5 separate regions of the Homo sapiens genome follow, and all the other regions are linked to region 1. Evidence: chromatin loops called from intact Hi-C (ENCODE). Cell type or tissue: heart right ventricle. All regions are shown on one strand. Region 1 overlaps NPAS2 (neuronal PAS domain protein 2). Region 2 overlaps LINC01849 (long intergenic non-protein coding RNA 1849). Region 3 holds the start of CHST10 (carbohydrate sulfotransferase 10). Region 4 overlaps NPAS2 (neuronal PAS domain protein 2). Region 5 overlaps NPAS2 (neuronal PAS domain protein 2).

Region 1 (5,000 bases):
TTCATCTGATTATGTTTTTCGGCTCCACCTTGAAGTTTTCGGCACAGTTCAGCATGTTCCAGACCATCAAAGACCAGCTAGAGCAGCGGACGCGGATCCTGCAGGCCAATATCCGGTGGCAACAGGAAGAGCTCCACAAGATCCAGGAGCAGCTCTGCCTGGTCCAGGACTCCAACGTCCAGGTGATCCCCTTCCCGGGCTGGCCTCTGTCCCTGCTGCTGTGTGGGAAGGGGTCCTGCCGCCATTTCCGGGCAGCCAGGACTTCCTCCCAAGCCCTGTGAACTGCCCTGCCAAGCCCCATTTGCTTATGAAAGCATATTGCAGTCTCTGCAAAGGACAAGGAACAAATCCCGGTCCCCATCCCTGCCTCCAGGCCACACCCCTGATGTCCTCTTCCCTCGCCCCTCACTCTGACAGGCACATCTGCTCACTGCCTCCACCTACGTTTGCACTTGTGCACTTGGCGTTGGATTGCCCTGCATGGATGCCTGCCTCGGTCCTGGGTAGTACCTCCCTGCACCTCTATAACTTTGCTTTCCTAGCTCCCAGCCCAGGCTGCCATCAGGAGGAGATGGAAGCAGCTCTGTTGTTTCTCATCCAACGCAGGCATCCAGGGAGATGTGGGAAATGATGATATCCATATCACAGCCTACTGGAGACTGCAGAGGGAGCTGGGTGGCTCCCCATTTGTGGTGTGCCAGCAGGGAAGCTCTGCAAAGCCTAGCAGCAGCAGCTCTCACTGTGACCCCCAGATATTAGAATTGTTTGGAGAGGTGTTGTTTTGTTTTGTTTTTTGTTTTGTTTTGGAGGAAAACCTTTACATATTGGATCTCTTTTAATAATATATAATGTTTTACTTACATTAGTCCAGGACTGTGTATCTTCAGAAGTGCCTGATTCTGACCCAGCCTTTGATTGTAAATGTAACTCTAGCTAACCTTGGCGTCTGCCCTGGGAGCACTAAGCATTTGGAGACCCTTAGAAGGGACAGAAAGAAGCAGAAATAACATCTCTGCTGGAGCACTGTCCCTGTTGCTTCCCCCATCACCATCTACGCAGACCCTCCCCTGGCCACACAGCTTCTGAAGTGCAGCCACACCTACCATAGGTGACAGGCGGGTTCTGTCGGGGCACAGCGCCGTGAGCCGGTGCACGCTGAGATTAATACACAGTGGTGCAGGTGTCTGGGGGCTTAGGGAGATGCTCATTTGGCCATCCTGCCTCGCTGAGGTCCCAGCAGCTCCGCCTGGCCCTCAGGGGCACTCCTGGTGGCTTTCTAGATGCTCACTGTCCCTCCCCTTCCTGCCCCTGCACAGGCCTCTCAGAGGTGGCTGCTCACCTTAAAGAGAAGAGCCCCGCCCTGGACAGGCCACCTCCCCACCTGCTCCCCTCAAGACACGGCGTGTGCGCCTTGAGCAGGCTTCACTCAGACAGCCTGGGCCATGCCAGAGCCCTGCTGCTCTCCCCACCTCCTCAGTGCACCCTTAAATTGACCAGAAAAAGGCTCGGCCTTCTCGTGAAAAGAAATGGAGTCACCGAGCTGCCATTCCACCTTTTACCAGAATAGGTAAAAAGTGGCTTTTGACTTACGCCTTCCCAGCTGGAATATTTTTCTCACTGATCCAGGGCCTGACTGGGAGCCCAATGCTTGCCTGACTCCAATTACTTTAATGGAATTTTTACACTAACAGGAAGGGGGAAATCGAGCCAGAAACTGCTAAAATTGAGGTAGGCGTATGAACATCCCCCTCAGTGCCTGGAGTTTTTCTACTTCCTGCCTTTTCTGAATTTTAAAATAACAGGCAGCAAGGTTATCGCTTTCACTCCTGTTATAACAAAGTATTTTTCCTCCTTGTGACCTATGCCTTTGGTTAACCCCAAAGTACCTATGCCACAGTGCACTGAGGGATGTTCTGAGCCGGCCGGCATGGGAATTGCACCCTCCGGTGCCTTCCTGCCCTGTGTTCATTCCTGAGGCCTTATCTTTGCAGTGGAATTTTCCAGAGATCATGGAAATCCACAGATAGTCGAGACAGAGGATATTTCCTCAAGGAGCCTGCCTTGTTTTTTTGTAAGACTTAAAGAAATATGTTCCAAAATGTGATATTTGTTTTTTTTAAACTAAACTGTGTGATTCAAGTGTGAAGAATAAGCAAGTAGAAATGACTCCAGCCCACCCCCAAAAGTAGAGGGATAGATAAAATAAGAATGACAAAACACTGATGATTGTTGAAGCCTAATGGTGATGCCAAGGTTTCATTATATTACTTGTCTATTTTGTATACTTCTAAAATGTCCTGTAATGACAAGTATTTGTAGAAATAAGCAGATAACACTAATGAAAAATCATCTGTGAGTGTAGGATTGGTTTGTTCTTGAAAATTAGAAGTTGTTGGTTTGTTTTCTCTGATAACTTTTCCCACTTGGAGAACTTTTTTTTTTTTTTATGTTTTCTATAAAGTTGACCTCAGAGCCCTTTTAAGTCACCATCTCCTTAAGCCACAAAATTCTACTTTATTGTTGATAAACAGAAGTACGGCTGTGCCCAGCAGCAAACCAGGAACCAGTCCCCCACCCAGTGGCCTTTATCCCAACCTCAGTGGACTTGTGATGCTTTACTTCATTGCTTCAAAACTTTCGTCGAGGCTATATGTGCCTGTGATGCTTACTATTTTTTTTTTTCAAAAAAACCTTGGGTTATGAGGAAGAAGTCCTGAAGGGCTGTTGGTGTTTGCACCTGGATGGGGTCATGAAAATGGGGCTACCTGGACAAGAGCTGTTGTGCTGAAAGGCCCATCGCCCCCTCCAAGGCTGCCTCTTGCTCTTTTTGAGAGCATGCGCGCCCTCTGCTGGCTGCTCAAAGGAATGCCTAGAAGGACACCTGTAGCAATGGCAAATGACGTGTTCCTCAACTGGTTCATCCATCCATCTATCCATCCTTCCTTCCATCCAGCCATCATCTATCCATCCTTCCATCCGTCCTTCCTTCCTTCCATCCAGCCATCATCTATCCATCCTTCCATCCAGCCATCATCTGTCCATCCTTCCATCCGTCCTTCCATCCAGCCGCCATCTGTCCATCCTTTCTTCTGGCCACCCTCCCTTCTATACATCCTTCTGCCCGTCCTTTCTTCCTTCCATCCATCCTTTAGTCCATCCATCCATCTGACAGACACCCTTTATTTACCAGGCACGTGGTTAAGCACTGTGAGGATACAGAAAGATAAACAGGGCAGGGTTTCTACTGTCAGAGGATATACATCGATGGGACAGAGTAGCACACCTTGCTGTTACAGTCTGTTACATAAATAACACCAGCAGACATAGTTTGCCCTTCTCTGAGTGAAAGCACCATTCATATGTTTATTCATTCATACATGCATTTATTCCATTCATTCATTTATCAAACAGTTTTTATATGCCCAAAGAGGCGAAGGAGGAAAAAGCTCCTTTTTTCATTTTGAATGTTATTATCTGACATTCATTCAGTACTTACTATGTCTCAGGTCATTTATATGCATTAACTTCATTTAGTCCTTAATAAGATATATGCTCTTAATGTCACTATTTTTTTTTAATGTCACTATTTTTTACTAATGAGGAAACTAAGGCTTTGAAAAGTTATTAAAATTGCCGAAGGCCATACTGCTAGTAAATGGTAGGGTGGGAATTTGAGCTAAGATAGGTCTGCTTTAAGGTAAATTATACTGCCTCTCATCAATAAAGGTTGGATTTATTCAAACTCTAATCAAAAGGTAAATTGTGTCCTACCAGAAAAACGCATGGTAATTGGGTTTGACTACTAGGTTTTTGCTGAAGTGATGAAGTATAGGTTGCCCTATGTGCTATAAATGAGTCTTATTTTAATAGGGAGCTGGGATTGCATGAAACATGAATCCTCAAAATGTGTAAAATGATGGATACCCAGAAAATTCTTCTTAATTTCTAAAGTGACAAGGAGTCCTCATTTCAAAACTGCAGGCTTCTCTGTGGTGGGTGGGGCATGAGAGGAGTTTGGGGAGGTCCCGTGGGATGGTAGAAAGATCAGAACCCAGCCCCAGCTCAGCCACCTGCCCATCTCGGGCCTCTGGTAAGTGGCTCGACCCCACCCATGAAACAGATGCTTGAGCGAACTGATCCGTAAGTCTCCCCAGCGCGCCTGCATGGTGGGATCCTCGCCTGCCTCTCCAAACCTGCGCTGACACTCAGCAGATGTCAGCCTGTCGGTCCTGTACTGCATATGAGGTGGGACTGCACTGAGTACAGGAATGGGGTGAAAAACGTCAGATGCTGGGAGCCAGAGAGCCTTCCCCCTAAAGAACTCCAGGCTAAGGGCCTGATGGACTGGAACAGTGTATGTTGAGAATCATGATAGACACAGTGCCATCTGATGTTTTTAATACCCAAGAGGTACTTTTGTTTAAAAAGCCAGTTTCAGGTCTGTCATTAAATTATTATTAAAATTACAAAAGTTGTCTTTCTTAAAACTTTAGAGTCAACTGACAGATTCCGTTTTATTTATGAATCTACTAATTTGGTCTAAAAAGAGCAATGCTCTAACTAGATTTTTATTTATGTTCAATTAGTTGATAGGTTGATTGTGAATAATCAACATTATCTACCAAAACTATTCATTTACACATTTAATTTATCTGAATCTTTCAAGCATTTTATGTACCTAACAAGGCAGACTTATAAAGCTAAGAAGTAAAATCTTTCTAAGCACCTAAACAACTGTTTTATTTATTTATTCATTTTTAAGACAGAGTCTCACCCTGTTGCCCAGGCTGGAGCGCAGTGGCACGATCTTGGCTCACTGCAACCTCCGCCTCCCAGGTTCAAGCAATTCCCCTGCCTCAGCCTCCCAAATAACTGGGATTACAGGCGTGCGCCACCATGCCCAGCTAATTTTTATATTTTTAGTAGAGACAGGGTTTCACCATATTGGTTAGGCTGGTCTCAAGCTCCTGGCCTCAAGCGATCTGCCCGCCTTGGCCTCC
Region 2 (5,000 bases), 370 kb before region 1:
CCCGAGTAGCTGGGATTACAGGCATGCGCCACCACACCCAGCTAATTTTGTATTTTTAGTAGAGACAGGGTTTCTCCATGTTGCTCAAGCTGGTCTCGAACTCCTAACCTCAAGTGATCCACCCGCCTTGGCCTCCCAAAGTGCTGGGATTACAGGTGTGAGCCACCACGCCCAGCCTAAAGTTCAGATTTCTAAGTTCATACTATCAGTATGACTACAATAATTACCTTGTTTGTCCTGGCCACCGTTAGGAAACAGCGGAGGTGGGCTAAGAGCAGGTTTGAGGCAGGGATGCAGTTGGCCCGTTCAGGTAGAGACTGGAAGACAGCACTGGGTTGGACCAGAGTCCTAGTCAGGAGCTGAGACCAGATAAGCCCCAGTGGGAGTGAGACTTACCCGGGGGCCTGGTCTGTGCCCTGACTGATAGAATTCTCACACAGGTCCTTTGGGGCCCTGCTGATCAGGGCAAAGCTTTGGGAGGTAGGCTGTGGCTGGAGGTGGCAGCTATGGGGGTCCCAGTGTACATGGTGTCAGACTGGCCCATCTCACTGCCCTTGTGCCATTAGGACTGGCAGCCAGACCACCCTAAGCTTGACCCTTAGCTCCCGCCACCTGGCTTTGAGCACCAAGCTCTCAAGAGGCACATATTTACTGTTGCTTCTTAACCTCAGTAGTTATTGCAAAAATACTAAATTATTCCTGTGATTATTTTTGAATTTTCTATTAAAAAATACCCTCATTCATAGTTAATATCCAGGATTCATGGCCCAGTGGGTCTTGAGTGAATGGTAACAGTATGATTACCTATAAAAGGTTGAATTCTAGAGACACCCACAGGTGGCCCAGCCAGGCTCAGCTTCCGTCATCTTCTGAAAGATGTTTTTGTCCATCTTACTTCCGATGGCAGAGGAAGTTTCCCAAACAAACTTCTCTCAAGAAAGTCAGGAAGATAGGACAGAATTTCCTCTCATTTTGCTTGAGATAATGGGGCTTTGAGGTCACTAACTCTTGAAATCTTCTTCCACCCAGATTTTTTGTTCTTTGTCAGCATGAGTACCTGGGATCTTACATGTAGCCCCTGCATCATTTCAGAAATGATCTCCAGTGCCCAGGCTCTGATGCCCAACAGACCTGAAGTTACATCCCAACCTGAACAGGCGGCTTTTGCTCTCCAGGCCTTCATTGCCCCACAGTGGGAACAATAATAATATGCACCTTCTAGGTACCCAAAAGCACAAGAGACAGTGAACGGAAAGTGCTTGGAAGCCCCGTGCCCAGGTGGTGCTGGCCCCAGCTGAACTGCGGGGATAGATGTTGAGTGTCCAGGTTCTAGCATCATAGAACAGAATCCGGCCTGTTGGGAAATCCTGCCTACAAGTATACCTCCATTAATTAGTGTCTTCTGTGAACATTTTTATTAAAAAAAGAAGAAAAGCTTCTCAACCCAAGCCCAAGGGCATGTCCTGATTTGTTGAAAGTAGTTGTAAGACCATTTCATTATTCACTCTACTTTTTCATATGTTGGAAATGTTTTATAAGAATAAATACAATAATATCAGGCTGTGTGCGGTGGCTCATGCCTGTAATCCTAGCACTTTGGCAGGCTGGCCAACATCATGAAAGCCTGTCTCTACTAAAAATACAAAAAATTAACTGGCATGGTGGCGCGCACCTGTAATCCCAGCTACTCGGGAGGCTGAGGCACAAGAATTGCTTGAGCTGGGGAGGCGCAGGTTTCAGTGAGCTGAGATTGTGTCACTGCACTCCATCCAGGCTGGGAGACAGAGTGAGACCTTGTCTCAAAGAAAAAAAAAAAGAAATACAAAGATATCAGCTTAAAACAAAAGAACTCATTTGAAATTTGCCAGTCTTTTAAATTTTGTTTTCTTTTTTTAATACTATTTGTTTTTGAGAGTCTCACTATGTTGCCCAGGCTGTTCTCAAACTCCTAGGCTCAGGTTCCTCCCATCTCAGCCTGTGGAGTATCTGGGATTACAGGCACATCCCGCTGCACCCAGCTTCCTTTCCTTATAAGTTCAATGAAACCGAATTGTATGCTTTTGCTTTTTAAAAAGCTGTGCACAAAAATGTCATTTTATATATTAATAATTATTTCCCTAAATCTATTCTTTTGCGTATAGGTTTGGAGAACCTCTGGAATGATACTCCCAAAATATTATTTTTTAAGAAATTATTTTTGGGTGGTGGCCTATTGGGTAAATTTTTCCTGAACTTTCTATTTTGTATTCTTGTCATTATTTGGATAGTTTTACAGAAACAAAAGTTGTATTCTGTGAACACAGAGGGAGAAAGAGAAATAATAAAATTATTTCCCCTTCCACTGAGCTGTATGCAGCAAGAGTTTGGGGGCAGTGAGGTCCCGGGGTCGGTGGAAAGAGGGGACAGGGAGCCACAGGGCGGGTGCTGAGGTGGACACAGCCTTGGGGAGCACATTGCCTACTCAGTCCATGCCCCCATCACACCCTTTGCCTGCAACGCGCCTCCAGCTCTGGAACTCATCCTCCACTAACCCGGCACCCACAGGCCAAGCTGTCACGCAAGGAAGCGGCCACGCGAGGGCGTGATCTACCAGGGATCCGTGCCTGGGTCTGTGCATCCTCCCTTCTGCAGCCAGAAGAAACCCCTTTGAAGAAGCGGGTGGATGACAAGCTTGCAATACACCGGGGAGGGGAGCAGCATCCCCAGAGGCTTTTCCATGCACCCTCTTTCTGAGCAGCTCTGGATACCCTGGGTCAGCTCCCACACAAATTGCTCATAACTCATTAGTCACCCTTAAAATTAATCTCTCCAACAGTGACATCCTGTACTCAGGCGGTGTCTTAACCCCCTGAAAATGCCTTCGTGGCAATGTCCCTGTGGCATAAGCATGCCCCATTTTGCAAGGGAGGGAATTAAATTTCAGAGAAGTTAAGCGATCCAGGGAATTTCAGTAGCAGAAATAAGTCTAGAACGGAGATTACCCAACTTGACTCAAATGGCAAAACGTTTGTCATGGGGAATTTAATTCTTTAAACCTTTTCGTTGCTTTATCTCCTTGCTTGGAATATTCACCATCCATGTGCCCACTAAATCCTGACTGCTCTGAGACCACGTTCTTCATGCCAGTCTTATCTCCCGTGCCTCCTGGGCTTAGGAATCTGATGAGCCTGAGTGTGGATCTGGGTCCTGCCCCCTGACTGTGTGGGGTTACCCGGATTCCCTGAACTTCGGTCTCCCCTCATGGAAAATGGGGATGGTATGCCTTCCTACATGAAGGCGATCTCAATATAGTTACCAGCTGGCGACTATACAGGCAGTTGTCAGTCAGCCTGTGGGACACATGGGTGGCTGGATCAGTCTGGCAGGAGCAGGTGGAGAGAATTACCAGGTGATATGCTGACCCCACGAGGACCAAGGACCGCACTGCTCAAGCCTTCACCTGCCACTTGGCATTAAAGCCTCTTTACCCTTGTCTCCCCAACCGGACAATACATTCCTAGGTGGGAGGGCCCCTGCCTTTCACTGCTGCTGTCTTGGAGCTAGGCAATGTAATTTCATGTATCAGATGACGGCTGTCAAGCACTAAGTTTTGTTTGTTCCTTCTGCTGTCTCCTAAGTTCACAAATAAACAACAGCCCTGAGAATCCTCATGGCGGCTTTGGAACCTCGAGCATCATAAAGTATATTCGGGAGTCCGGAGGGCCTTGGCTCCCTTGTGCTGGCAGGGCAGAATGAAGCTGGGTGCATTGTGTGTGCCCCACCAGCACAAGCGCTAGCATTTGTCTCAATGCCGGGGATTCCTGGAGCACCCGCTGTTCTCTAGACGCCCCCTTTACCATGGCAACATCTCTGGGCCGTCGCGTGTGTGGAGGACTTTTTTTGACCATGACAGCTAATTCTGAGTCTTGTTACCTCCATGCGTGGAGGAAGGCACAGGCCCCGCTGTATGGAGGGCAGCCCCCTCTGCCCCAAGGTGGGGAGCCCAGGCTGAAAGTTCACACTGCCGAGGTGGGAGTCTTGTTTAGAAGGTAAGAAAAGTGGCCAGGCCCGGTGGCTCATGCCTGCAATCCCAGAACTTTGGGACGCCAAGGCAGATGGATCACCTGAGATCAGGAGTTCGAGACCAGTCTGGCCAATATGGTGAAACCCTGTCTCTATTAAAAATACAAAAATTAGCTGGGTGTGGTGGCTCACACCTGTAATCCCAACTACCTGGGAGGCTGAGGCAGGAGAATCGCTTAAACCTGGGAGGTGGAGGTTGCAGTGAGCCGAGATCGTGCCACTGCACTCCAGCCTGAGTGACAGAGTGAGATCCTGTCTCAAAAAAAAAAAAAAAAAAAAAAAAAAAAGCAGAAGAAGAGAAGAAGAAAAAGAAAAAAGAAAAGCCCGTGGGCTTTGGACACAGGGCCTGGGGGATGCCCGTTTCATCTCCACAGCAGCTCCTAGAAGACGGAAACACTTGATGAGGCAGGGAAGGTGGCCGAGGCGTGGGATCTGCCCATTCTTCAGGTATTTAGATGGCACCGAGCCACCCCTCTGGGCCTGTGCCCTCATGAGGGCTGTGCTGGGAGGGAGGCTGGGGCTGGAAGCCGGGGTTCCCCACCTGGCAATGGGAGAGGGTCTGGCTGAAGCCAAGACCCATTGAGGCTGTAGGGTCCTGTGCACCAGATGGTTGGGAAAGGGGTGAGGCTGGTTGGGGAGGAGGCCTTCACCCCACAGCCAGGAAGCTCTGTGGGGGAGGACACAGATGTAGATGTAAGAGCCTGTGAATGCTGTGGCCCGGGCTCCCCTGGACTCTGAATATCCGCCTCCTGCAGGCCCAGGGGACCAGGACAATCTTCCCGCCTGCACAGGTTGAGGACAGAGGCTCAGAAAGGTGCAGTGGCTTGCCCAAGGTTGCACCGGGTTACCAGTGCTGGAAACCAAGTCTCCTCACCACCTTCCCAGCCACTCCCCTTTCTACCATAGCTTGGTGCCCACTGCTCCCTACCCTGCCCCTT
Region 3 (5,000 bases), 570 kb before region 1:
ATTAAATTACAACTCCATAATGCAAAGTGTGGCATATGAATTTATACTATAAAGTTCTATTGCATGTCACTGAGACTTTCAAATTCATAGTAAAGGTTTCTCTCAATCTGCGTACAGAAATTTCCTTTGTCTTCTCTGTTGTCATCCTTACAATTTACCGCCTTGGAACGATTAACCACCCTTAGTTAGGAGAATGAAAACACTCTTAACTGTCCAGTGAGAAATACACCTGTAGTTAAGACAGGTTTTCATGAACAATAATAATAATATACAGTAAACACCTGTATGGGGTTCACTCTGTACCAAGCACAGGTCTCAGCAGGTACTAACTCACATAATCCCAGCCTCAGAGCATGCTCCTATTATTATATTTAAGGAAACGTTTCTAAGCACACATTTACATACTCCTAATCAAGAGTTTACAATCTGCACAGGCAAGAAAAAAGGCAGGAACAATACTGAATGGCATGCTCAAATAACTGATGAGCTCACATTCTCCTTCACGTACCTTCTGCAGCCTGGGGCTCACATTTCCTTGCTGTGTTTCCCCTGAACTGAGGTTCTTGGTTCCTCTTGTCACTGGATAGGAAAATTAAAAAAAAAAAAGCATTATTAAAAGTTACAAGATCAACTTACTTAATACAACTTGGTTTATACTTAGGAAGGAAATAGTGAACCATTTTGATGATTCAAATATATTTGGCAGAATGGGTCTCTTACAAAGGCAGGTTATATTTGGATTTCTTGGTAAATGAATATTCTAAATGTACCAAAACCACTAGCTGTTTAAAAGACTCTTCCATGTAACTTAGTGTGAAAAATGAAACATTTTTTGTAGCAAAAATAATCAAATCCAATTATGCCTGTTTCGTATGTTTGAAATAGTTATAGGATTCCTATACAAGATGATCAATTCTTCCAATGCAAAATGTTCTCTGGATTTTCGTACTCCTTACACCTTTAGCACCTGGAAAATTTTAGCCAAATGCCATATCATAAAAAACCAGAAACAAGCCAAAGTCATGGAATTAGATCATGGATTTAGGAGATCTACCAAAATAAACATACAACTCATTTAACATACAATAAAGCCCAAGCTGACTGGGACACATGCAGCACGGTCTCTCTCTGCCTCCCTTTACTCTAAGAACTCAATGCTAAAATTAAAAGCAATTTCCTATTATGTTGATTGAAAGATTAAGCTTTATATACAGTCATTCATCACTTAACAATAGGGATACCTTCTGAGAAATGTATCGTTAGGCGATGTTCTTCTGCAAACATCAGAGCGTTCTTACATAAACCTAGATAGTACAGCTAACCACACACCTAGGCTATATGGTACAGCTGACCACACACCTAGGCTATATGGAATCATCTATTGCTCCCGGGCTACTAACTTGTACTGCTGTTACTGTACTGAATACTGTAAGCATCTGTAATACAATGGTAAGTATTTGTGTATCTAAAATTAGAAAAGGTAGAGTAAAAATAAGGTAGTATAGTCTTATGGGACCACTGTTGTATATGTGGTCCATCATTGTTAGAAACATCATGTACGGCATTTGATGGTCCTCACATCCAGGTTATCCAGAAGTGTATGAAAAGAAAATGAACTCCTGGGTTTCTGCAATCTCTAAGGTCCTGCAACCACCTCTCTCCCCTGTTTCTATTCCTGGCTCTCTCTCACCTTTTTATTGTATGAACTCCTCAAACACTGAAAAATGATCCGAATATAACTGCAAGTTGCCTGTGATGTTTACAAATTCTTTCCTTTCTTTGTTCAGTTTTGCAAACACTCCAATTTTCATTTCAGCGAAGAAGAGAATTTTCTGCTCAGGTATTTCTTTGAGATTCTATTCTTCAGGGTCAAGAGCAATTCTGAATTCTGAATTCCAATTCTGAGCCAAGATGGACTAAGCTCTTAATTATAATGGGGAGGGAAGGGAAAAGACCACTTCTCTCTTTGTGTCTTTTCATTTTAACCCAGTCACTGAAAAGAGTGAAGGAGGAGGTGGTTGGTTATCAGAGAGCCAGAGCTAAACTGAGCTGCCTAATTTTAACAGCGTCTGAGACATTTCTCACTCTGGCACTCTAAGCAATGCAATAACCCAACTCCTCATGGCCCAAAGCCCCAGACTCTGGTTTTCAGACAAAACAACAACAACAACAACAACAACAAAAACCCACCGTTATGACAGTCCTGCCGCTGAGCTAACCAGAACCTGGCTGCACTACTTTCCATTCACTGCCCAACCCTTTCCTGCCTTGCAGACTTGGAAAGCAAAAATGACATTTTGGAAAACCTGGTTCACCTTCCCAGCCAGAAGTGCAGAACTGCATGCCTCAACCTCCAACTTCGGACAGGCCTCCTGACAGCGAAGATCAGAGGCTCAGGGCACCCCGGGGCCCCTCAGGCAGGGAACGTGCATTCCCACCCCTGACTCCCCTCGCACCGAAGCTGCACATGCTCCTTCTTCCCTGCCTTCCTCTGCATGCTCCTTGGACCCAAGCTGAACCCTTTCTTCCTCTCTCCATCTACAATTACAAACGCAAATTCTCAGCCAAGGATGAAAGAAGTAAATTGTAGGCTCGCACAATATCAATAATTCCGCGGGTCACAGCATCCCGCACAAGGACGCCTTCTTATTGCATAATTAACGCGAGGAAGGCTCTTCCCGCTACTCCCGCGAACTAGGGAGGTCTTCAAGTCGCCAAAACACACCGGGATGTGGCTCGCCAGGACAAAACCCGCGGGTTCCCCGGTTTTTCCGTGCGCCCCGCGGCGGGGAGAGGGGCCCAGGCGCTGAAACCCACCCGCCTGCGCGTCCCCGAGCTCACCCTACTGGAGCGGCGCTCGTCCGGGTCCTTAGGCTCCTCCCCTGGCCCTGGGGGCGCCGCGCGGGTCGGGCTTCGCCGGGCCTGTGGGCGAAGCGCGCGGGGTCCTGGGAGCTCGGGAGGCCCGCCCCACCTTGCCCCGAGGCCTCCGCGCCGCGGCCCGTCGGGTCCCGGGATGTGGCGGCGGCGGCAGCGGAAGTAAGGAAGACGCCCGGCGCGCTAGACCGGCTTTGGGGGCCAGAACGCCGGCACCGCCTCACGCGGCCCCCTCGCGCCTATCCGGCCGTGCGCGCCGCCTGCCCGCGCGCGTCCCCGCCGCCGTCCCCGGCCGTGCGCGTTCCAGCGGGTCGCGGGGAGTGGGGAGGGGCGCGGCCGCGGGACCCCAGGCCCGGATCCCGAGTCTCCCTTTCTGCCGCTGCAAAAGCGTTCTTTCTGACCGAGACCTGCGGCCGGAACAAGTCCCGCTGGGCCTCCATCCAGAAAACAGGTTCGCTTTTTGAGAAAGAAAAAAAATCCCAAACTTGGAAAAAGGCAAAAAACCAAACCAAAACAACAACAAAGTCACACACACACACAAAACCACCTTGGAAAAATACAAAAAATAGATAAGTAAATTTCTTAAATCCCCAACTTGGAAAAAGGCCACTTGCTTGCGTTAAGGGTAACTTCTAGCATTTTCTAATAAGCCTACTTAGTAAAAGGGGGACGTTCTATTCTTTAAAGAACCCCCTTGGCTGTCCGGGTTGGGGATGTAACTGTTGTCTAGGTACAGTGGATTAACGAAGGACAATGATAACGGCCTGACCAGTTTACAGACCTGAAGAATTGTAACTTCTTAACCTGCAGAAATGGATAAGGCCTGAGTCAACCTCAAAGGTATTGGGATTTTATTGCCCCAAAGAAGATAAACTAGTTTTATTTTTATACAACCTACATGTTTGTTAACTACCCGACTATATCTGTGTCTATTTAGCAAACAAGTAAAATAGATACGTGTATGTATACACACACACACACACACACACACAATTTTTCAAAGCTTTCAAGGAACAAGCGTTTTTGTTTTTGTTTTTTTTCTTTTTTATTGGTTCCCTCCTTAATGAGTTAATAATATTGAGGGAGCTGGCTGTTTGAGTATTTCACTTCTAGCCCCATTACTAATCATGGTTTAAAGGTTCTGTCCCTCATGCAGAAGACGTTTACTGAGCCCTTTTTTGGGGCCCTGTGGTTGAGATGAGACATTGGGTTTCCCTTTGAGGATTTGAATCGATACACGTGCACGGCAGAAAAGAAGTAAGTAAATGTGAAGCTTGGATGTGATGCAGCATATTATGCAGGATTTAAGGATCAAGGCTCTGGGAATCAGACCACGTGGATTCAGAGCCTTAGTCACTGCATATGACTGTTGACCTTGTCACACTCTCATCTCTCTGTGTCCCAGTCTTCTCATCTACAGAATGTGGTACTAGGCCGGGCGTGGTGGCTCACGCCTGTAATCCCAACATTTTGAGAGGCGGAGGTAGGTGGATCACCTGAGGTCGGGAGTTCGAGACCAGCATGACCAACATGGAGAAACCCTGTCTCTAATAAAACTACAAAAAAAATTAGCCAGGAGTGGGGGCACGTGCCTGTAATCCCAGCTGCTCGGGAGACTGAGGCAGGAGAATTGCTTGAACCCAGGAGGCGGAGGTTGCGGTGAGTCGAGATCTCGCCACTGCACTCCAGCCTGGGCAACAAGAGTGAAACTCCTTCAAAAAAAAAAAAAAAAGTGTGGTACTAAAGAATATTGTAGAGGATGCATTTAAAATACAAAGCACAGTCATCCCGCAGTAGTAAACACTGCAACAAACACACACTATTGTCACTGTTATTACTGCATTCCCAAGATACTGTTCAAAACTTTAAAAGATGGAGTTTGTTCTAGAGGCTTACACATTGACAACTAAGGTAACTGAGGTTTTTTGGTTTTTTTTGTTGGAGTTTTTCAAAATAGTTCCTCTTTTTTTCCTATAAATGAATGTCTAGGAAAATATTAGTATTTAGTCTTTTTTTTTTTTTTGAGACGGAATCTCGCTCTGTCGCCCAGGTTGGAGTGCAGTGGTGCCATCCCAGCTCACTGCAACCTCTGCCTCCTGGGTTCAAGTGATTCTCCTGTCTCAGTC
Region 4 (5,000 bases), 150 kb before region 1:
AGAAATGTTAATCACCCTTCAGGCAAGGGCACATTTGAAAAGCACCACTCTTGGGCATGGACCTCTGATCATCCTTCTACTTCCTCACTCCTAAGTGATAGTGCATAGCCCAGGAACACCCACCACCTGCTGTCCTCCAATAGGAAAGGAAAAGGCAAGATGACAAAAGAAAAAACCTTCTCAGAGTCAACAGACCACACAAGAAAAAGATACCTTGAAAGCAAAAACAACCTATCAGTAGACTTCCTGGGGACATCATGAGGCAGCCAGCATAGCTCTTTGGTCTTTGTTGCATGCATTGAGGCATCCCAAATATCCTAACGCGAATAGAATTGTTAGTCATCAGACTACGTGCAATAACATGACAGGTGGTAGAAGAAACTTTGAGACCACGAAGAAATGAGAATGCCTCTATTTTTTATTAATTTTTATGAATGCCTATATTTTTTGGCATACAAATGCAAACATTTGTTTTCTCCTTAATTCAGATGGGTTAACTCCATTTCTTTTTATTTTATTTTTATACTATAAGTTCTAGGGTACATGTGCACAATGCGCAGGTTAGTTACATATGTATACATGTGCCATGTTGGTGTGCTGCACCCATTAACTCGTCATTTACATTAGGTATTTCTACTAATGCTATCCCTCCCCCTCCCCCGACCCCACAACAGGCCCTGGTGTGTGATGTTCCCTGCCCTGTGTCCCAAGTGTTCTCATTGTTCAGTTCCCACCTATGAGTGAGAACATGCGGTGTTTGGTTTTCTGTCCTTGGATAGTTTGCTCAGAATGATGGTTTCTAGCTTCATCCAACCCAGCAGCTAGTCATGGTTCTCCGACATGGGCTGGAGTCCTTTTGGAGTATTTTCACAAATAGTCCCCGTCAGTAGAAGTCAGATCTGTCTTTAGTGTTGTATAGAAACATCCATCCATTATTTTTTCAATCTCAGAACTTGATGGCTTCAATTTTCCATTATCCATCATGGAGGGTGAAGACCTTTTAGAAGCAGACAGCATCATACGTCCACATAGGTCACGGGACAAACAGTGCTGATCACTGCCTGTTGACAAAGTGTTGACAGTAAGGGAGGGGAGGAAACATTTTCTTGTAGCTAGAGAGGTTTTTTGAGGAGGTGGGTTGGAGTGAGGACAAGGGGAAGCCAGTCTGGCTGCTACATTGACCTACCAAATCTTGTGTTTGGGCTGGGCACAGTGGCTCATGCCTGTAATCCTAGCACTTTGGGAGGCTGAGGCAGGTGGATCACCTGAGGTCAGGAGTTCAAGACCAGCCTGGGCAACATGGTGAAACCGCTTCTGTACTAAAAATACAAAAATTAGCCGGGTGTGGTGATGGCTGTAATCCCAGCTACTCGGAAGGCTGAGGCAGGACAATCACTTGAACCCAGGAGGCGGAGGTTGCGGTGGACTGAGATTGCGCCATTGCACTCCAGCCTGGGTGACAAAGCAAGACTCTGTCTCAAAAAATAAATAAATAAAAATAAAAATAAATTGTGTGTTTGCCACGTCAGCACTTCAGTTTGTGTTGTCTACGAAAGACATGGCATACAGTATCATAAGTTACTGCAAAAGATGCCTAATTCCCTGGAGATCAAGATCTAATAACAAATACGAGGAAAACTTTAAACCCCAAGTTGTGGGGTGTGTGGTAAGGTGGGGGCGGATGTGTCAGCTAGAACCTTGCTGAGAACGATTGCTCTGCAGCTCTGTCATCTCAGCTCATCTAATGACCAAAAGCAGATGGAAGTTTTTGTGTGACCTCTCCAAGGCCTTCTTAATGGTCAGAGAGAATTTTCCTTTTATGGCCTCCCCCCTTTCCCCTTCATAGCATTGTGGGAGAGAGAGATTCATTCACAACCAATTTGCATGGCAATTTTTTAGAGGTTTTATGATCTCTCAAGCAAAATAAAATCTTCTTTACTTTCATTTGATCTGAAAAGGTACCACTTTTGGAAACTGTCCAGGGGAAGCACGGGACCCCTGGATTTGGATCCAGTTCAAGGTGGCCTTGATGAAAATAGACCCCTATCCTGCATTTTACATCTCCTTCCTGGCTTTTCTATTCTCTCAAACCTGCAAACCCATATTCTTTTTGCCTTCGTTTGCTGTCATTTACCCCCTAGCATGCTGATTCTCAGCTGCCAGGGCCCCAAGTCCTTAACTTGCTCTCCAGTTATTCCTGGGATGCTTCCTGGCAAGGCTCCAGCTGCTGGCATCATTGCTCTTGTCCTGATGTGTGTGTGTGTGATTCTCATGACCAAGCTGGGCTCTGCCTGGGCCTGCGATCCCCGCTGAATCCCCTGCACCTCATGTAGGGTAGGCACATCGGCATTCTATCACATTCCATGGAGAGAATGAGAGAAGAACTGTGCTGATTCCTGACTGCCAGACAGCAGATATGAGCCCCTCAAAGAGAGTCTCAGGAAACTCACAGCACCCTGAGCCACCTGTATCTCCCTTCCCACCCTGGGCAGGTCATTCATCATCCTTGTCCCCTGATTTCTGTAGAGACCTGCTCCAAGCGCTTACCTGACGGTTGCCATGTTGTACCTGCCCTGGCAATTGTTGGCTCCTCCTCAGCCAAGGCCTGCTGCTATTGCTGTACCAGTTCAGGGAGTCATGTTCCCGGTGCTCTGTGAAAAATGGGGATTTATTGGGCAGCAAGGTGGTGCGCTCCAGTGTGCGCCACATCTGTTTGGTCTTGTACTGTTTGGTATATACACAGTCCCTCGGTGGGAGTTGTTGGTTAGCCTTCCAACTGTGCAGTAGGTTTTTCTCCTCTCGCCATGCCTGGTCTAGTAGCATTCTCCCCAGAAGAACGTTGCTGCTGGTCTGCTTAAGAGACCTGGATGGGCCCCTGCCTGGCAATGACCCAGGAAACAATGGGGGTGCTAGTGCAGGAGACACCATGCTTAAATTTTAAAAGGAATAGTTAATTCTTCTTGGGCTCCCAGTTTCTGGGAAGCTGTGCTGTGTTTGTGTGAGTTAGGTGTCCAAAGTGGTCAGCTATCTAACCTCTCTGTACAAAATCTCCTTATGTTTTCCTCGTGCCATGTGTCTAAGCACATATCTCTATGAAGCAACGGCATCTCTTTGCCCATTTTGTACTTCTTTGGGTGGTATCATTCGGATGTGCTTCCCTGAGGCGATGTCTGTGTTTTCTAACAGCTCAGACTTTGGCAGCTCTTGCATCTATTGCAGCCTGTTTATATGAGACACCTATAAAAACATTCAGCCTGCACCGTGGGTGTGCCAGCAGCACCCTATGACCTGATTTTAAATCACAGTGTGTGAGTGGCCATCGTCTTATGGGCCAGGGCATTTTTAAATGGTGTAACGAGGACAGCGCATGGCCCATAGCAGAAAGCTTTGACGCCCTGATATGGTCACTGTGACCAAGTGGCCTTGGCAAGTTGCATAAACCCCATGACTCAGTTTCTTCGTCTGTGAAAGGGAGATATTGATACTCAGGATGAGAATCAAGAGGAGAGAATGCTTGTTAGAGTTTCATAAAAATGAAAAGTAGTGCTATTGATTTATTTTGCGCTGTGACCAGTTCACTCAAACTCTTGCACACCCAGCTGGGTAAATGCCAGCCTCAAGGTGTTTTCTTCTTGAATGAAGTACTTGGTTTTTTCAGACAAGGTACATTCTAGCAAGTAAAACCCCAACATATCCCAGTGTTCTCTTGAAAGCTAACATGAAGTGGGGGAAGTGAAATACTTCAACTCTAGAAGCCAAACACTCAGAATGTCTTGGCAGTTGCTTGGGGCTGCACAGTGTGCTTTTGAAAGCTTTTGCCATTTATAAGAGCAAAGTACCCTGATAACCTTTTGTGTCTGGGATTTCAGTCCAAATCAAATAGCCTCTGTGTATCCCATGGATTCTGAAATTTTTATGGGATGTGTGGGGCTGTTTTGCCATGATGAATGTGACATGTGCTACTTCATGTGGCCTTTCTTTTTTATCTAAAGAGGCTTGGCTTGCAGAATGGAGGCTCAGCTCCCACAGTTCTTAAAGGATCCTATTGTTTGTCTCCTATGTCAGCATCCCCTGAAGAATAAGGATCACCTGGTTTTCAACGGAACCAGGAGTTTATTCTTCAGATTGGAGACACACTCCCAATTCTGGTTAATAAGCTGGTTTTGAGGTGGAAGGAAAGGACCCTAGTGATCATCTGGTACAACGTGGTGCACCTTTTCCAGGTAAAAACTAGAGGCTCAGAAAGCAAAGAGGCCTTTGCTGACTCCTGGAGCTTGCCCGGCACCGAACAGACCAGCCGACCCCTTCCTGGTGGCTCAGTGCTTCTCTTTCTCTGATGAGTCCTGAAGAGGCTTCCTCACCTGGAGAATCAGGGGTTTCTCAGGCCCTGCTTCCAGAGAATCCATAAGAATGAGGCTTTCTGGGCTCAGCCGGCGCACTCTCCACCCAGAGGTTTTGGGAGGGCCACGCCACAGGCCAACTACCCACTCTGCCTGAATCGCCTTATCTCTCTGTGTGCTCTCCACAATCTGCTCTCTGCCGTGAGTAGCATAAGATAAGGAAGGCTGGGTGCTAGAGGCAGCTGGGTACAGGGAGAAACAAGGACAAGGATGGACACGGACCGTCCACTTGACTTGTGGGAACCAGCTGACTCTCTTAGGTGCGGACATCTGACTTTTTTCAGATAGACTGAACGCACAGAGCTCATTCATGCCTATGAAGGAGACTAAACTGCCTACTTACTTGACCAGCTTTTAATAGTGCTTCTCATGTATGCCAGGCGGGGTCAGGGTCAGCTGCAGGATTTTCTCACCCGTACTTTTTAATCCCATAACATTGCCATCCTTGGCCATCCCTTTATCATTTTTCTTTTCTTTTCTTTTCTTTTTTTTTGAGATGGAGTCTCACTCTGTTGCCCAGGCTGGAGGAGTGCAGTGATGTGATATTGGCTCATTGCAACTTCCACGTCCCAGGTTCGAGCCATTCTCCTGCCTCAGCCT
Region 5 (5,000 bases), 81 kb before region 1:
CAGGTTGTTCTGGGAACCCCTCTCAGCCTCTCCTTTCATCAGGCTCCCATAATTATTGTTACTGTTGATCATGATTTCTTGTGTGGTCAGTTGCTAGGTGCAGATGCCTGGATTTCAAACTGGGGGGGATGTTACAAAGCTTAAAAAGACTCCGGAGAGTTTGTGTTCTAGGAAAACCCAAGAAACCCAGAACTGGAAGAGCCCCAGAGAGATGAATGTTACCGGGCGTGTTCCCTTCTCTCTTCCCTGACGCTCCCCTGTGCAGAGGATCCTGCAGACATGGCTAAAGGAGATGCAGCAGGAGATCAGAGGGTGGGTGGAGAATGAGAGTGTTTATTCCCTTGGCTCCCTTCTTGTCCCTTCACTGAAGGCCGCCTCCTATGGGACACACTCCTTCCAGGTTTGGGAAGTAATTTCCCTCTTGTCCCTTCCCCTTACAGGTGTTCACAGCTCTGCCGTTCCCCACCTCAGGTAACCACACTGTCCCTCTTGGTTCCCTACTCCCCACCCACACCTTTACAAAGAGCCCCCCTGTAAGTCAGCACTCCTCAGAGGATCCCACCCGCCTTCTGCTTTCCTGTTGGGACCCTGATTCACACACCTCGTGACTGTCTACGCCACGTAGGACACATGGTTATCTGGGGTAAAGGCTGTACGGCATCCCTCCATTGTTCACTCTGGGGGTTCATCACCTCAACCATTATGTCTCAGCTCCAAACAAAATCTCCTCTGCTTTCATTTAAGCTCCTTTTCTGTTTTCTGGCACTCTGTGATCAAAATAAAAAAAAAAGTAGATGCTCAAAATCCTTCTCACTGAAAACTTTATACGGTTGAGAAGAGTCATTGTCACCCCCTAAACTTCTCTGTGATTCCTTTAACCTGACCTCAGAGGACTGCTTTTCTTCCCTTCCATCCTGTTCCTTGTTTGCCTTCAAGCTGGTTCCAGATCCTATTATTAAGTAAAAGGGTGACTCTAAAACGCAAGGGGGGATGGACACCCACACTCAACAGCAGCCGAGGTGGAAGTAGCCCATGTCCATGGACAGATGAATGGGCAAGCAAAACACTGCGTTTCCGTGCAATGGGATATCACTCGGCCTTAAAAAGGAAGGAGAGTGTGACCCATGCAGCAACATGGATGAACCCTGAGGACATTACGCTGTGTGAAATAAGCCAAATACTGTCTGGTTGCACTTACATGACAGACCTGGAATAGTCAAATTTATAGAGACAGAAAGTAGAAGGGCAGTTGCGAAGCCTGGAGTGAGTAGGGAATGGGGACTTCTTGTTGAATGAATAGTTTATGCTTTGCAAGGGCAAAGAGATCTGGAATGGATGGTGGTGATGGTTGCCTAACAGTATGAATGTGCTTAATGCCACTGAGCTGGGCACTCAGCAGTGGTTAAGATGGTAAATTTCTGAGGTGTATTTTATCACAATTTTTTAAGTGAAAAAATAACATGGTAGACAACAGAGGTGACAAAATAGTAAAAATATCAGCACGGAGCTTCTGTGACAGGTGCAATGGGAACTCAGCTTAGAGGCCCTCTCCTCACACTGGGTGCAGCTCAGCTGAATGGCTTAGTCGGGTCAAGTGAGAGGAACGGGGCAGGGAAATGAGAGGGATGCTGAAGAAGAGGAAATGGGTGTAGAGCATCCAGGTTTTATAGATTCAGGAAATGTCTGCGGGATAAACATACAAATCACAGAAGATGTGGTTGATAAAGAAGAGCTATTAGTCATTTTTAGATGTTTAGTTTATGACTCAGCAACCCTGGTCATCCAAACAGGATCCCAGGAGCTCAGGAGAGTGGACTGAGGAGCAGCAGCCAGCCCTCCTGTGGACAAGCTCTGTCCAGGGGCCCCTGGTAAAGAACACAGCGTGGCCGGGTCCTTGCTCATGCCCTGGGGCTTTGATCAGCCACCATTCTCCTTGGAAGCACAGGCTTGGGGTAGGGCATCATTCAATGAATTGACATAAAACTTTGAACAGATTCCATCTGGAAAACATTAAGCACAGGCCTGTTTGCAGATGTGTTAACGCTGACTCAATTGTAATACAGGCTTTAACTTCTAAGCAGCATTTCTTGCTAGTCCATTGTGGAATATGCCTGCTGTTGACTGCATGGGCATTATGTGAACAGGGGCTGTGGCTGCAGAATTCATCTTTGCTTTGGCTCAGACCCATGTTTGTGTACGTAGGTGACCAAAATCACAAAACTAAATGAGCTCAGAGAAAGATTGATTGGCTCCATTGAAAATTTTTATCTGAAACTTTATATTTCAAGAGTAATTGGTGGTGCATTTGCGAAGTGCTGGTTTGGGAGTTCCGACTGAAGACCCTGTGTGTTGAGCGTAGAAGCGGGTGGGCAGTGGTGATTCAGCTTCTCCATGGTCCCCACCTTTACCTCGATCACACTTTGCCCTCCCAGCCACCGCAGCCTTCAGCCTCCCACTCCCACAGCTGGCATTGGCCTCATGAGTGCCCTGAGAACGGTTCTGCTTGATGTGCTGACTTGGGGGGCGCACCCCAGACAGGTGGGGCTCTGGGAAATGTGTGAATGAAGAAAGGAGCCAGGGCTATGCAGCTCTGAGGGGTGGAGGGAACCCAGGCCTGCGTGTGGTAGGAGAGGAAGCTGGATCTGTGGGCCTGAGAAGCATCAAGCCAGTGGCCTGGGAGAGTAGAGGCTCCGGTGTTGAGGAAGAACATTCCTGGATTGTTACGTAATCTTTCACATCTGTGCACCTTCGCTGTCTCAAGGAGAGTAAACGCCCTAAGGGAGGAACTGCGGATTACACTCCTTTGGGGCTGATTCTTCCAGGCCACTTGTCAGAGGAGCTTGTGTGGTTTGAATGGACAGATAAACACTCTCCTTTAGGATGTCATAGGCCACTGGGGTCCTGCAAGCAGGAGTGAACAAGGCCCGCTGTGGTGTCGCTAACGGATCCCAGGCAGGCACTGGGAGGTGCGTGCGACCTAAGGCTTGAGAGGAACAGATGCTGCTTCACTGAGCAGGTCTGGACAGCACTTCTCAAAGTGTGGTCTGAAGACCCTTGGGGTCCTTGAGGTCAAGACATTTTTTCAAAATATAATTAACTCGTTATTTGCTCCTTTTAAAAGAGCTCTCCTTGTCTCATGAGTGTACACGACATAATTGTTCTGACTTTTCCAGAAGTTACTTGACATCTGATGACTTCATTGCTCCGATGCCCAATGAAAGAGTGCCTGTGCATTTAAACATTTCTCAGCCTTAACCCACATACACAGAAGTGCTTTGGAGACCTCAGTCCATTTTGAGAGTGTAAAGGGGTGCCAGGACCAACAAGTTTGAGAACCACTGGGCTAAGACCAAAATGACAACAACCTGAAAGACTTTTAAGAAAGATGTAGAAGCAGACAGTAATTATCCATTCTTTTTAATTTTTTTTTTTTTTTTTGCAGGAAAAACTGCATAGAAAATCTAATGGATGAAGATGAGAAAGACAGAGCCAAGAGGTAAGATGCAGCTGTCCCCCTGCTCAGCAGAGCTCTCTGGCCCCCGGGGGTCTGCCTGGCAGAATCTCGCTGGCTTTCACTCTGTGCAGGTGAGGCCACCAGCAAGATAGGCAGCTGTAGGACACACTCTCTGTGACATATTGCAGTGCTCCATGAGAAACCTTCTAGAGAGCTCACTCAGCCCTGCCCCTCACTGTGAAATGACACATTGTCTAGGACTGGCTGAGTGGTCTGGGTTTTTGTCATGCTCCTGTGTACCCCTGTTGACACTGGTCATCTTTCAGGGCTTCTGGTTACTGCTTTTCCAGGACAGACACTGCTTGACAAGTCAGGCTGACTGGAGCCCAGCAGGCCTGGATTCAAGTCCTAACTCAGTTGCTGGGGCTCTGTCTGGCTTTGGATAATAATAATGATCATTGCCACACAGTGAGCATGCAGTCATCACCCAGCACTGTGCTAAGCACTTTTGTATACATAGATTAGCTCAGTTTCCTCGGCTGTAGATTGGAGATGTCATAGACACCTTGCGCTGTGGTTGGGTCAACTAAAAATACTAACTTGGCAGCTGGCATGTGAGAGCCCTGATAACCTGTCTATGTTGATTCCTTCATTGGACATGTATTGAATGCCTACTAGATATGCAGTGGAATCATAACAGTGACATTGAGAGGGTCAGGAACAGTTGAATGTCATCAGTTTCACACGATTCACCCAAGTCGGCAGTTACTGTGCCATGCTCTGGGGAAAAAAACGTGAGCAGGAAGCTCCTCAGTGGCTCACTGCAGGTCATTCGGGTGGAGGCCCAGCCACGAGCCTTGGCAGCAGGGGACATCCTCTCTGGAGACACTCTTCATTGCAACCCCACTGGACCAGCCTCCTTGCTGTGATCTCACCCCTTTCTGCCTCTGCCACTGCTTGTGTGTGGCAGGGCTCTCCGTCCTCTGTGACAGCCTCGTGAGCCTGCAGAGCTAAAGGGTTTGCCCACTTCCCTTCACAGAACCCACTGCTTGCTTGTCACCTGTAAATGGTAGTGCCCTCAGGTACCACCCAGCTCTGTGGCTGCAGGGCAGCTGTCGTTCCATGTCACCTGGAGAGGCAGCCATGAGAACCACAAATCCCTGGCCACCCCCAGACCTGCCAGACCTGAGTCTGCAAGGCATAAGGGGAGTCTGGGTTGTTTTAAACTCCCCCAATATTTCCTTTAAAAAAATCAGGGAGCAGAGGAAATGGCCAGAAGTGTAGACAGAACAGCCTTCATCCCAGGATCTGGGAGATCAGCACTGGGGACTCTTAGTACTCTTTACTTTTGCATATGTTTGCAAATTTCTGCAATAAAAATTCAAACAGGCATCAGTGCATAGAACTCCCCAGCTTATCCTGAAGTGACAAGCCCTTTACTTGGCATTGGGACCCAGGTGCTTTGCAAACTGTAGGTCACAACCTACAAGGGTTGCAAAATCCACTTGGGTTCCAAGCAACAAATGAATAGACTAGATTAGACCAG

Evidence for each region. Hi-C counts contacts between places; a loop is a spot of excess contacts. Peaks named below come from ENCODE experiments on the same cell type or tissue, not always from the same donor. Only the 100,000 strongest peaks of a DNase experiment are listed, where the experiment ranks them.
Region 2: it touches region 1 in a loop (12-fold over the local background); 108 of 110 quality-filtered maps call a loop at or near these places.
Region 3: it touches region 1 in a loop (4-fold over the local background); 21 of 110 quality-filtered maps call a loop at or near these places.
Region 4: it touches region 1 in a loop (2.8-fold over the local background); 29 of 110 quality-filtered maps call a loop at or near these places.
Region 5: it touches region 1 in a loop (2.0-fold over the local background); 7 of 110 quality-filtered maps call a loop at or near these places.

What each region holds. Positions count from the first base shown.
Region 1 is chr2:100,982,196-100,987,195 of GRCh38, forward strand. NPAS2 (neuronal PAS domain protein 2) reads left to right here. Exons shown (of 21, transcript NM_002518.4): 16 at 36-182. Among named protein-coding and RNA genes, the nearest start is that of NPAS2-AS1, 7.5 kb to the left of the region's middle. RefSeq lists enhancers at 750-1,251, 1,252-1,751 and silencers at 2,683-2,878, 2,763-2,902. In heart right ventricle, a CTCF peak has its summit at 2,845 (motif pointing left); a DNase peak (open chromatin) is centred at 2,826; H3K27ac peaks cover 1,688 bases.
Region 2 is chr2:100,607,911-100,612,910 of GRCh38, forward strand. It overlaps LINC01849 (long intergenic non-protein coding RNA 1849), which reads left to right. Exons shown (of 3, transcript NR_146956.1): 3 at 1,030-1,448. Among named protein-coding and RNA genes, the nearest start is that of LINC01849, 6.7 kb to the left of the region's middle. In heart right ventricle, CTCF peaks have their summits at 2,567 and 2,771; a DNase peak (open chromatin) is centred at 2,581.
Region 3 is chr2:100,414,533-100,419,532 of GRCh38, forward strand. CHST10 (carbohydrate sulfotransferase 10) reads right to left here and starts at 3,136. Exons shown (of 7, transcript NM_004854.5): 1 at 2,842-3,136; 2 at 509-579. RefSeq lists silencers at 2,632-2,781, 2,792-3,241. In heart right ventricle, no CTCF peak of the experiment used is centred here; a DNase peak (open chromatin) is centred at 3,019; H3K4me3 peaks cover 2,377 bases; H3K27ac peaks cover 1,654 bases.
Region 4 is chr2:100,829,817-100,834,816 of GRCh38, forward strand. The region is part of intron 1 of NPAS2 (neuronal PAS domain protein 2); the gene reads left to right. Among named protein-coding and RNA genes, the nearest start is that of NPAS2, 12 kb to the left of the region's middle. In heart right ventricle, no CTCF peak of the experiment used is centred here; a DNase peak (open chromatin) is centred at 2,224; H3K27ac peaks cover 3,581 bases.
Region 5 is chr2:100,901,291-100,906,290 of GRCh38, forward strand. NPAS2 (neuronal PAS domain protein 2) reads left to right here. Exons shown (of 21, transcript NM_002518.4): 2 at 3,443-3,496. The coding sequence starts at 3,465. Among named protein-coding and RNA genes, the nearest start is that of NPAS2-AS1, 73 kb to the right of the region's middle. RefSeq lists enhancers at 1,091-2,290, 1,997-2,519. In heart right ventricle, no CTCF peak of the experiment used is centred here; DNase peaks (open chromatin) are centred at 1,781, 2,701 and 4,451; H3K27ac peaks cover 3,892 bases.